Linked DNA regions of Homo sapiens: region 2 is linked to region 1. Evidence: chromatin contacts called from ENCODE Hi-C or POLR2A ChIA-PET data. All regions are on one chromosome and are shown on one strand. The core of a region is the stretch at or near the end of the contact, and the rest is flanking DNA. Distances in the headings are between cores, read along the strand shown. Region 1 overlaps ENPP1 (ectonucleotide pyrophosphatase/phosphodiesterase 1). Region 2 holds the start of CCN2-AS1 (CCN2 antisense RNA 1).

Evidence for each region. A loop is a pair of places that touch in the nucleus more often than their neighbours do. ChIA-PET counts read pairs that join two places held with the same protein, here RNA polymerase II (POLR2A). Pooled maps may share reads with other maps.
Region 2: a loop to region 1 is called in a map of PC-3, with 3 times the contacts of the local background. The contact joins the promoter of CCN2-AS1 here to the enhancer-like site in region 1. A Hi-C loop is called at or near these places in 2 of 168 maps with a recorded cell type or tissue (Caco-2 and PC-3) and 2 of 50 pooled maps. POLR2A ChIA-PET finds 5 or more read pairs at or near these places in 4 of 52 experiments (AG04450, BJ, H1 and 1 more).

What each region holds. Positions count from the first base shown.
Region 1 is chr6:131,861,724-131,866,871 of GRCh38, forward strand. It overlaps ENPP1 (ectonucleotide pyrophosphatase/phosphodiesterase 1), which reads left to right. Exons shown (of 25, transcript NM_006208.3): 10 at 2,783-2,848; 11 at 3,143-3,215. Among named protein-coding and RNA genes, the nearest start is that of CCN2-AS1, 38 kb to the right of the region's middle. Within about 2 kb of position 2,413, at least 7 of the 41 ENCODE cell types and tissues checked have a DNase peak (open chromatin) inside an H3K27ac peak, as active enhancers do; they include PC-3, where a contact is called at or near this core.
Region 2 is chr6:131,898,931-131,904,118 of GRCh38, forward strand. CCN2-AS1 (CCN2 antisense RNA 1) reads left to right here and starts at 3,022. Exons shown (of 3, transcript NR_187596.1): 1 at 3,022-3,221; 2 at 5,017-5,188. RefSeq lists enhancers at 2,392-2,945, 2,946-3,498.

The sequences.
Region 1 (5,148 bases), core at 1,163-3,662:
TCTAGGATCTGTAATATAGAACAGCTTATTCTTATGTAATCTCCTTTTTATTGAATCCTGAGCTTTAGCATTTGAGTGATATGTTGGCTGAAAAATGAGAACTGAAGAACTCTTTCTCAAAGAGTTTAGATAGATGGTAAATGGACAGTAAAACTAGACAAGTGGGCCAGCTGTGGTGGCTCACTCCTGTAATCCCAGCACTTTGGGAGGCTGAGGCGAGGGGTCACCTGAGGTCAGGAGTTTGAGACCAGCCTGACCAAAGTGGTAAAACCCCGTCTCTACTAAAAATACAAAAATTAGCCAGGCGTGATGGCGGGCGCCTGTAATCCCAGCTACTCACAAGGCTGAGGCAGGAGAATCACTTGAACCTGTGAGGCGGAGGTTGCAGTGAGCCGAGATCACGTCATTGCACTCCAGCCTGGGCGACAAGAGCGAAACTCCCTATCAAAAAACAACAAAAACAAAAAAAAACAACAAACAAAAAAAGACTAGACAAGTGTTTTCTAGAGCCTTTTGAGAAACACCGATAACGTGTTTAGTTCAGATCTTCGGGCAGACATGAAAAATGAGGTCATGGTGGAGGTAGAGATCTGGGAGTGGGAGTACTGCACATCTTAACTCTAGAAAGAAAAAGAACTGTAACTGCCCAACAGGTTCATCTTGCACACTTCCTAGACAGATTGGGTTTATCAAGACAGGAGAATTGCAATGGAGAAATTGTAATTCATGCAGAGCCAGCTGTGTGGGAGACTGGAGTTTTATTATTACTCAAATCAGTCTCCCCGAGCATTTTGGGATCCAAGTTTTTAAGGATAATTTGGCAGACAGGAGTTCGGGAAGTGGGGAATGCTGATGCGTTGGATTGGGGATGGAATTATAGGGGATCAAGTGAGTTTTTCTTGCTATCTCCTGTTCCTGGGATTGCAAAACTGGTTGAGCCAGATGACCAGGCTGGGTGGTGTCAGCTGATACATGGATTGCAGGGCATGGTCTGGTAAATATCTCAAGCGCTCATCTGAGATTTTACACTAGTGATGTTATTCCCAGGAGCAATTTGGGGAGGTTCAGACTCTTACAGCTGGAGGCCGCATGGCCCCTAAACTATAATTTCTGATCTTGTAGCTAATTTGTTAGTCCTACAAAGGTAGACCAGTCCTCAGGCAAGAAGTTGTTTTTTTTTCTGTGTGTGTGTTTTTTTTTTCTGGGCGGTGGGGAAGGGCTATTACCAACTTTGTTTCAGAGTTAAACTATCAACTAAATTCCTTCCCAAGGTTATTTCAGCCTATGCTCAGAAATGAACAAGGACAGCTTAAAGGTTAGAAGCAAGATGGAATTGGTTAGGTGTGATCTCTTTCACTGTCATAATTTGCTGTTACAATTTTTGCAAAGATGGTTTCAGAACCAAGAGAAGGAAAAGATGAGTGTATTAAAGAGGATACAGATAGGAATGATCTCTGCTATTTAGCATCTATTGCGTTTGCAAATATTATTAAAAAGAAGATATTAATGGTACCTCTGGATTTCCATTTCTAAATTAGTAAATATGCTTTCTAATGTAAGAAACTGATTAGAATAACCTCTCTGTGATATTTGAAATCCATGATGCATTGAGAAAATACAAAAACTTTTTAATGGAAGAACCTCTTTGGCCGATTTGAGCAAGATTACCGAAATAATTTTATTTATTTTTAAATTATAAAATTTCGGTCACAAAATCAATACAACAATGCATTTAGAAGGGTGAACAGAAAATATCTTAAATCCCAGACACGAAATGCTTAGCAATTTTCCTTGTGATCTTATGCTAGTTAGTGTTCTTTATGGTTCCCAGGAGCACAGTGCAATGCCTCTTCTCCACCTTCTTATTTGCCACTGTTTTTATTCCATGGACAGTAATTAAGAGTTTATGGGCTGGGCGTGGTGGCTCACACCTGTAATCCCAGCACTTTGGAAGGCTGAGGCAGGCGGATCACGAGGTCAGGAGATCACCTGGCTAACACGGTGAAACCCTGTCTCTACTAAAATACAAAAAAAAAAAAAAAAATTGCCAGGCGTGGTGGTGCACGCCTGTAGTCCCAGCTACTCGGGAGGCTGAGGCAGGGGAATTGTTTGAACCCGGGAGGTGGAGATTGCAGTGAACTGAGACCGCGCCACTGCACTCCAGCCTGGTGACAGAGTGAGACTCTGTCTCAAAAAAAACAAAGAAGAGTTTGTGTACTAAGCATGGGGGATTCAAAGATTAATAGTATATGATCTCTTGGCTTTTTAAGATTTAGTAGAGTATACAACTAATTGTACTTGGGGTGGGGCAAGAACTCTGATTAGAGGTGTGTAAACAAAGCCTGTGTCCAGAGGAAGGCATATTCAATTCTGCTCAGGAAATACTGCGTAGAGAACTGCTGTCTGCTCCTCAGGGGCCTGCTTCACAGCTGTGCTGAGTCATCAGTGAGTGAGTGCTTCATGATGTATGCTTTGCAAAGTATATTAACATATGAGTTATTCATGTGGTATGCAGTTACTGTTTTCAGGTCCATGAATATTATCCTCAAGTAGAGGATAGCAAGCAAAGTTTTAAATCCAATTGCAATTTTTATCTGTGTAAAACCTAACTTTCATTCTTTCATTGGGAAAATAAAGTTTTCAAATAAAACCCTTGATTTCAAACACAATAGATGCGAAATAGCATTTAGTAGCTCTTAATGACATTTTCAATGAAAAAAACTATATTTTACACCCAAACAATTGTCAGCCATCTTTTATTTTTGTTTGTTCTTCATTTTAGTTCAGTACCATTTGAAGAAAGGATTTTAGCTGTTCTTCAGTGGCTACAGCTTCCTAAAGATGAAAGGTCTGTAGGCAATTAATTTCTATTGTAAATACTTCGTTTTGTAGAAATGATATACTATTTTAAAATAGACTACAACAAAACTTTGCTATTTGCTATGATGTTTTATATCGAAATAAATTCTTTAGTAAATGATCATACCACATTTTGAAGAATTTCAAAGCTGTAAATTATTTCTCAGTAGAACTGTTACACCAGTGTTATAAAATTTAATCCCTATCAATTGATGAATTATTTTTTCCATTCTGTTTTTCAATGTGTTCGTAAAATATTACATTTTGATACTGTTTGATTTAGACCACACTTTTACACTCTGTATTTAGAAGAACCAGATTCTTCAGGTCATTCATATGGACCAGTCAGCAGTGAAGTAAGTACATTTTTATCAGTAATTATTTCATTAAACCCAGTCATCAAACTGAACCTCGCTTTGAAGGAGGCTGCTAGACCATTTTATAAGATTCTATCATTTCTGGAAAAAGCAAGTATTATACACAATATTACTAAATATAAGGATGCACTTTAAACAAAATAAGAGTTGGGAGAATTGTTTAGCCTGTGTTTTCCACAGTGCTAAATTAAACTGATGATCAATTAGCTTCTATATTTTCAATTTGAAAGCCTTTATCCACTCCATCGCCCCTTACCTTGGCCTAAATACTAAGTGCTTTTTGAGAATGTTATAAACAGCTAAACCTCCAGTGTGAAAATACAGGGTAATAAGTCAAATAGCAGAGGAAGCCTCCTATGAACTCTCTTCCTTAGGAGATAGGTCTTTGGCCACCTGAGACCATGCTTACAACAGAGGTCCCATAGAAGGATGGGAGATTTTATCAAAAGTGTAGCGATATTTGAATACGTGATTTTGTTGAATATTTCCTAGGAAACTAGAGGTACGAAACAGCTCATGGACTAACACTTTCAGTGTAACATCTCGTTTGACCTGACACCCTTTCAGGAACTTAGCCAGCGCCTAGCTATGTTTTTAATCTGTGTAGCACTTTAAAACAGCAAACACTGCTTTCAGTTTTCACGTGGCCATATCATTTTTGTTACCATTTTAATGGCAAAAAAACACAATTACTTTTGCACCAACCTAGTATTTTGGAACACAGGAAGCATTAGAACAGAAAAGGATCTGAAGGCTCGGCACCATGGCTAACGCCTGTAATCCCAGCACTTTGGGAGGCTGAGGCAGGTGGATCACCTGAGGTCAGGAATTTGAGGCCAGCCTGGCCAACATGGCAAAACCCTGTCTCTACTAAAAATACAAAAAAATTAGCCGGGCCTGGTGGTGTGTGCCTATAATCCCAGCTACTCAGGAGGCTGAGGCAAGAGAATCGCTTGAACCCAGGATGGGGAGGTTTCAGTGAGCCGAGATCGCACCACTGTACTCCAGCCTGGGCACAGAGCGGGACTCTGTCTCAAAAAAAAAAAAAAGAGAAAAAGAAAATGATTTGAGCATATTTCCTTGTACCTCTAAGTTGACTTTCCTTCTGATATATATTTTGTTGGTGACCTAAGATATGAAAGGAAGTAAAAAGTAAGGATCTTGACTATTTTGGGTCATGAAAAAAGTGAAAAGAGGTATTGCCAGGATCCCTCCTGTCAGAATCCTTGTGTAGTGATCTTGTGCCCCCTGTGATTCCAAGGGGTCATAGACTATTAAAAAAAACACTCTTTCTTAATTTTCTAGGGCTTCACTCCCAAATTCCTATCAGTTCTCCCGCCCAGGTAGCCCAGGTTGGATAGTCGGTGAGCCTTAAGGACTCTTCAGCACAGCGTTCAGACTAAAGCCTGGCCTGACATGTCTGTCATGGTCCCTGTTTTTGAGGGTGCTGCTTGCCTAATTCAGCAACAGCAGAGGAAGGAAGGGAGGCAAAAAAGCATCCTTATTTTTCTCACTTGAATTTACAACAGCTGCCTAAACCATCTTCCCTTCATTTCCCTTTCCCTGGGTCTGCGCTAGATTTGCCCCTCTTAAAAAGTAGGTACTGCTTGGATCACTATCACCTTGGATAAAAGAGAGTGAAGAGAGAAGGAAGTTGACCCTCACCTAGGTCTGTTTTTACCCTTTGTATTCTTTCCATCAAAATCCATCTCCAGCAGCTCCACTGTAGTTAGTAACTCCATTGTGCCTTCCTTTCATTCTGTCCTTCAACTTGGCAGAAATACTCCTGCTTAGAGGGAGGATAAGGAAGATGCATGCCAGCAATGTGGACATGTCATAATTGGTCAAAGGGAAAAGTTTCTTGTAGCTGTTGTCTTGATTTGAACAATTGGCTACATGCTAGTGTGATTTT
Region 2 (5,188 bases), core at 1,772-4,271, 38 kb after region 1:
CCCAGAAAGCTTCCAATCATGGCAGAAGGCAAAGGGTGAGCCAGCATGTCACATGGAAAGAGAAGGAGCAAGAGAGAGAGGGAGGAGGTGTCAGGCTCTTTTAAACACTAGGTCTTGTGTGAACTCTTAAGGTGAGAATTCATTAGCACAAGGACAGAGCCATTCATGAGGGATCCACCCCCATGACCAAAACACCTCCCACCAGGCCCAACTCTGGCATCGAATATCACATTTCAACATGAGATTTGGAGGGGAAAAAACCATCCAAACCATATCAGTCATGTCTCCAAAACCATCTGTTATTTCTAGCATAATGTCTGGCACATCGGAGTTGCTCAGTAAAAAATGTCCAGATGAATGAAAACCAAAGGTACAGTCATACCAAACATCCACTTAAGACAGCTAAGGAATAACAAGTTACAGAAATACAGCCAGAGGACAATTTCACAGTAATTATTCTTTGCCTCCGTAGTTTTCAAGTGCTAGAAGATACTTTCAATGGGAAATTTTTTGAAAGAGTTTATTTATAGATCTCTTCCCAGTGCACAAAGCAGAATTTTTAAAAATAATAATAAAAGAATAAGAATACTTTTCAAGAGCCATTCACAATTGTTTCAGTTAATCTGTCCTGTGGAAAGTCTGCTGCCTGGTGAACTGAAGGGAAAGCGTGAACTTTTCAGTTTTGACATCTCAAATGAAAACCTCTCTACAAAGCACATAGTGTTTCTCCAGTGACAAGCTATCATAAACATTCACTGGCAAAGGTGGAGACACAGGGTAGTGCCTCTTGGTTCTCACATCCCTCAACTCCAGGTAACACCTTCTGCTATGAGGAAAAGCACATCAGTGCTACTGGTGTTACTACCCCAGTAGCAAACACACTGGGGCATCTGGAACAAATAGATTTTGGGCAACTTTCACACACTTTACCAAAGAGGAGAGACATTTTCTCACCCTCCCTCCTATCTTTGAAATTCAGGGCAATGGAGTTTAGCATTGGCTAAGTTAGTAGTGAAGTGAATTAGAGGTAAACAAAATTATCCCATCCATCAGGTGTCTGATGGATAGTTGACAGTGAAACTGAAATATGGAACATAAATTTTCATAGACCCAATGAATCAGCAATATTGTGATAACCAAGACATCTCTGAAATAGATCAAATACAAATATAAAAATAATCATAGCTATCATTTACTGGGTTTTGTTCCAGACATTGTGCTAAATGATTTACATTATCCAAGCAAGAATTTGAACCCAGGACTTGGCAAAGTTCATATATTTAAACAATACTGTATATTGTCTCCTCTGAAAGCACATTGAAAATGTTCCTGTTCTTTCATTAAGTTCTATTCCATCAGTAGTTGCATTCTAAACCAGTTATTCTGGCTTGAATTCTGCTGCACTGCACAAGACATTTGTTTTGTATCATCTTCCTTTCCACTTTCAAGCATTTGAGTTCACACCTGTTGACATTCTTTCTAGTCCCTCATAGAGGAAGTGTAACTCTTTTTCTTTCAGACCTGATGCCTCACTTCCTACAAGGCTTTGTTTCTCAAATCACACACACACACAGCCCCCCCCCACAAACACACCTGTAATTCCCACCTCTGTACTGCTTCCATCTCTCTTCTTGAATATGCTCTTGTCCTTCCATTTTTCTATTGTCTTTACCCCATTCCTTTTGTTGCCTCTGGCTCTCTTAGGCTTCTCTTTACTGTGGGACAGGACTAATAGTACTTGGTTTATATTTTCTGTCTTTATTTCCTTACTAAGCTGTCCCTTTTTTATATGTCAGTTTCTTACTGCCTCCTAACACCTCCCCACCTCCCATAACCTCCCTTTTAAAAACAATAGAGATTTTCTAATGGCAGATTTTATTTTTATTTTGAAAATTAAAAAAAAATACTGTGAAGTATAAGGAAGAAATTAACAAGCATCCATGCAACCCATGACAGTTAACGTTCTGCCTTCTTTGTTAGCTTCTTGATTATTGCATTAATCTCTTTTAAAAATATTTTTCATCACTGTGATTATCTCAAACATTCCTATATGTCCCCTTGCTTTCATTTTTTATCAATGCTTATTATATTACCTGCTATTTCTAGTTTATTATTTCTATATTTTTATTTTTTGGGACCTGCTATTCCCTGTTTTAAAATCTCTTTCTATTGTTTTATTGTTTCTTCTTTGAGCTTCTTTTTATTTATTGGATTTGTATTCCTTCCTATCAACCTGTTATATAACATGAAACATTTTTTCAGTGTTTATTCTCAATTTTATCACCTGTATTTTCTTCTAAGTGGAGCAGGTGGAATGAGCCTTTCCTTTCTACCTTCCTCTCTCCCTCTATTTCTTTCTTCCCTCCTTCCTTCTTTTATTCCATCCTTCCTTGTTTCCTCTCTTCCTTTCTTTGTTTTATTGTTTTAAACCTATAGCATATTTACTGAGTTTAATGCCATTTCTTTTTATGTTATTCAAGATCGACATTCTATTTTACTCTGAGATGGATAGGTGACCATCTTCCAAATTGTGTCTGAGTTATTTGTTTCTTCCTTTACAGTGTCAGGGAGGAACATTTTGTAGCTTATCAACTTTTCTGAAGCCAAAAGGAAGGTTAGTGTCAGGCCTCTGAGCCCAAGCCAAGCCATTGCATCCGCTGTGACTTGCACGTATACACCCAGATGGCCTGAAGTAACTGAAGAATCACAAAAGAAGTGAATATGCCCTGCCCCACCTTAAGTGATGACATTCCACCACAAAAGAAGTGTAAATGGCCGGTCCTTGCCTGAAGTGATGACATTACCTTGTGAAAGTCCTTTTCCTGGCTCATCCTGGCTCAAAAAGCTCCCCCACTGAGCAACTTGTGACCCCCCACTCCTGCCCGCCAGAGAACAAACCCCCTTTGACTGTAATTTTCCTTTACTTACCCAAATCCTATAAAACGGCCCCACCCTTATCTCCCTTCGCTGACTCTCTTTTCGGACTCAGCCCACCTGCACCCAGGTGAAATAAACAGCTTTACTGCTCTCACACAAAGCCTGTTTGGTGGTCTCTTCACACGGACGCGCATGAAATTTGGTGCCATGACTCGGATCGGGGGACCTCCCTTGGGAGATCAATCCCCTGTCTTCCTGTTCTTTGCTCCGTGAGAAAGATCCACCTACAACCTCAGGTCCTCAGACCGACCAGCCCAAGGAACATCTCACCAATTTTAAATCAGGTAAGTGGCCTCTTCTTACTCTCTTCTCCAACCTCTCTCACTGTCCCTCAACCACTTTCTCCTTTCTACTCTTCAATCTCTCCCTTCTCTTAATTTCAATTCCTTTCATTTTCTGGGAGAGACAAAGGAGACACGTTTTATCCGTGGACCCAAAACTCAGGCGCCGGTCACGGACTGGGAAGGCAGCCTTCCCTTGGTGTTTAATCATTGCAGGGGCGCCTCTCTGATTATTCACCCACGTTTCAAAGGTGTCAGACCACGCAGGGACGCCTGCCTTGGTCCTTCACCCGTAGCGGCAAGTCCCGCTTTTCTGGGGAAGGGGCAAGTACCCCAACCCCTTCTCTCCTTGTCCCTACCCCTTCTCTGCTTTTCTGGGGGACAGGGCAAGTACCCCAACCCCTTCTCTCCTTGTCTCTACCCCTTCTCTGTTTTTCTGGGGGAGGGGCAAGTACCCCTCAACCCCTTCTCCTTCACCCTTAGTGGCAAGTCCCGCTTTTCTAGAGGAGGGGCAAGTACCCCAGCCTCGTATCTCTGTGCCCCAATCCCTTATTTCTGTGCCCCAACCTCTTATATCTCTGCACCCCAATCCCTTATTTCCACGCCCCGACCTCTTATCTCTGCACCCCAATCCCTTATTTCCGTGCCCCGACCCCTTCTGTACCTCATCCCTTATTTCCATGCTCCAACCTCTTATCTCTGTGCCCCAACCCCTTTTCCCACTTTTCTGGAAGGTAAGATCCCCCGAACCCCTTCCCTCCTTTTCTCTAGGCTTGCTTCTTTCACTATGGGCAAACTTCCACTCTCTATTCCTCCTTCTACTCCCTTGGCCTGTGTTCTCAAAAACTTAAAACCTCTTCAACTCACACCTGACCTAAAACCTAAATGCCTTATTTTCTTCTGCAATGCCACTTGACCCCAATACAAACTCGACAGTAGTTCCAAATAGCCAGAAAATGGCACTTTGAATTTTTCCTTGCTGCAAGATCTAAATAATTCTTGTCGTAAAATAGGCAAACGGTCTGAGGTGCCTGATGTCCAGGCATTCTTTTACACATCACTCCTTTCCTAGTCTCTGTGCCCAGTGCAACTCGTCCCAAATCTTCCTTCTTTCCCTCCCGCATGTCCCCTCAGTACCAACCCCAAGCGTCACTGAGTCTTTCTAATCTTCCTTTTCTACAGACCCATCTGACCTCTCCCTTCCTCCCCAGACTGCTCCTCATCATGCCGAGCTAGGTCCCAATTCTTCCTCAGCCTCCGCTCCTCCACCCTATAATCTTTTTATCACCTCCCCTCCTCACACCTGGTCCGGCTTATAGTTTCGTTCCGTGATTAGCCCTCCCCCTCCTGCCCAGCAATTTACTCTTAAAAAGGTGGCTAGAGCTAAAGGCATAGTCAAGGTTAATGCTCCTTTTTCTTTATCCCAAATCAGATAGCGTTTAGGCTCTTTTTCATCAAATATAAAAATCCAGCCCAGTTCATGGCTTGTTTGGCAGCAACCCTGAGACACTTTACAGCCCTAGACCCTAAAAGGTCAAAAGGCCGTCTTATTCTCAAAATACATTTTATTACCCGACATTAATAAAACATTAAATAAAACTCCAAAAATTAAATTCCGGCCCTCAAACCTCACAACAGGATTTAATTAACCTCGCCTTCAAGGTGTACGATAATAGAAAAAAGTTGCAATTCCTTGCCTCCACGGTGAGACAAACCCCAGCCACATCTCCAGCACACAAGAACTTCCAAATGCCTGAACCGCAGAGGCCAGGCATTCCTCCAGAACCTCCTCCCACAGGAGCTTACTACACGTGCCGGCAATCTGGCCACTGGGCCAAGGAATGCCCGCAGCCCGGGATTCCTCCTAAGCCGCGTCCCATCTGTGTGGGACCCCACTGGAAATCGGACTGTTCAACTCACCTGGCAGCCACTCCCAGAGCCCCTGGAACTCTGGCCCAAGGCTCTCTGAC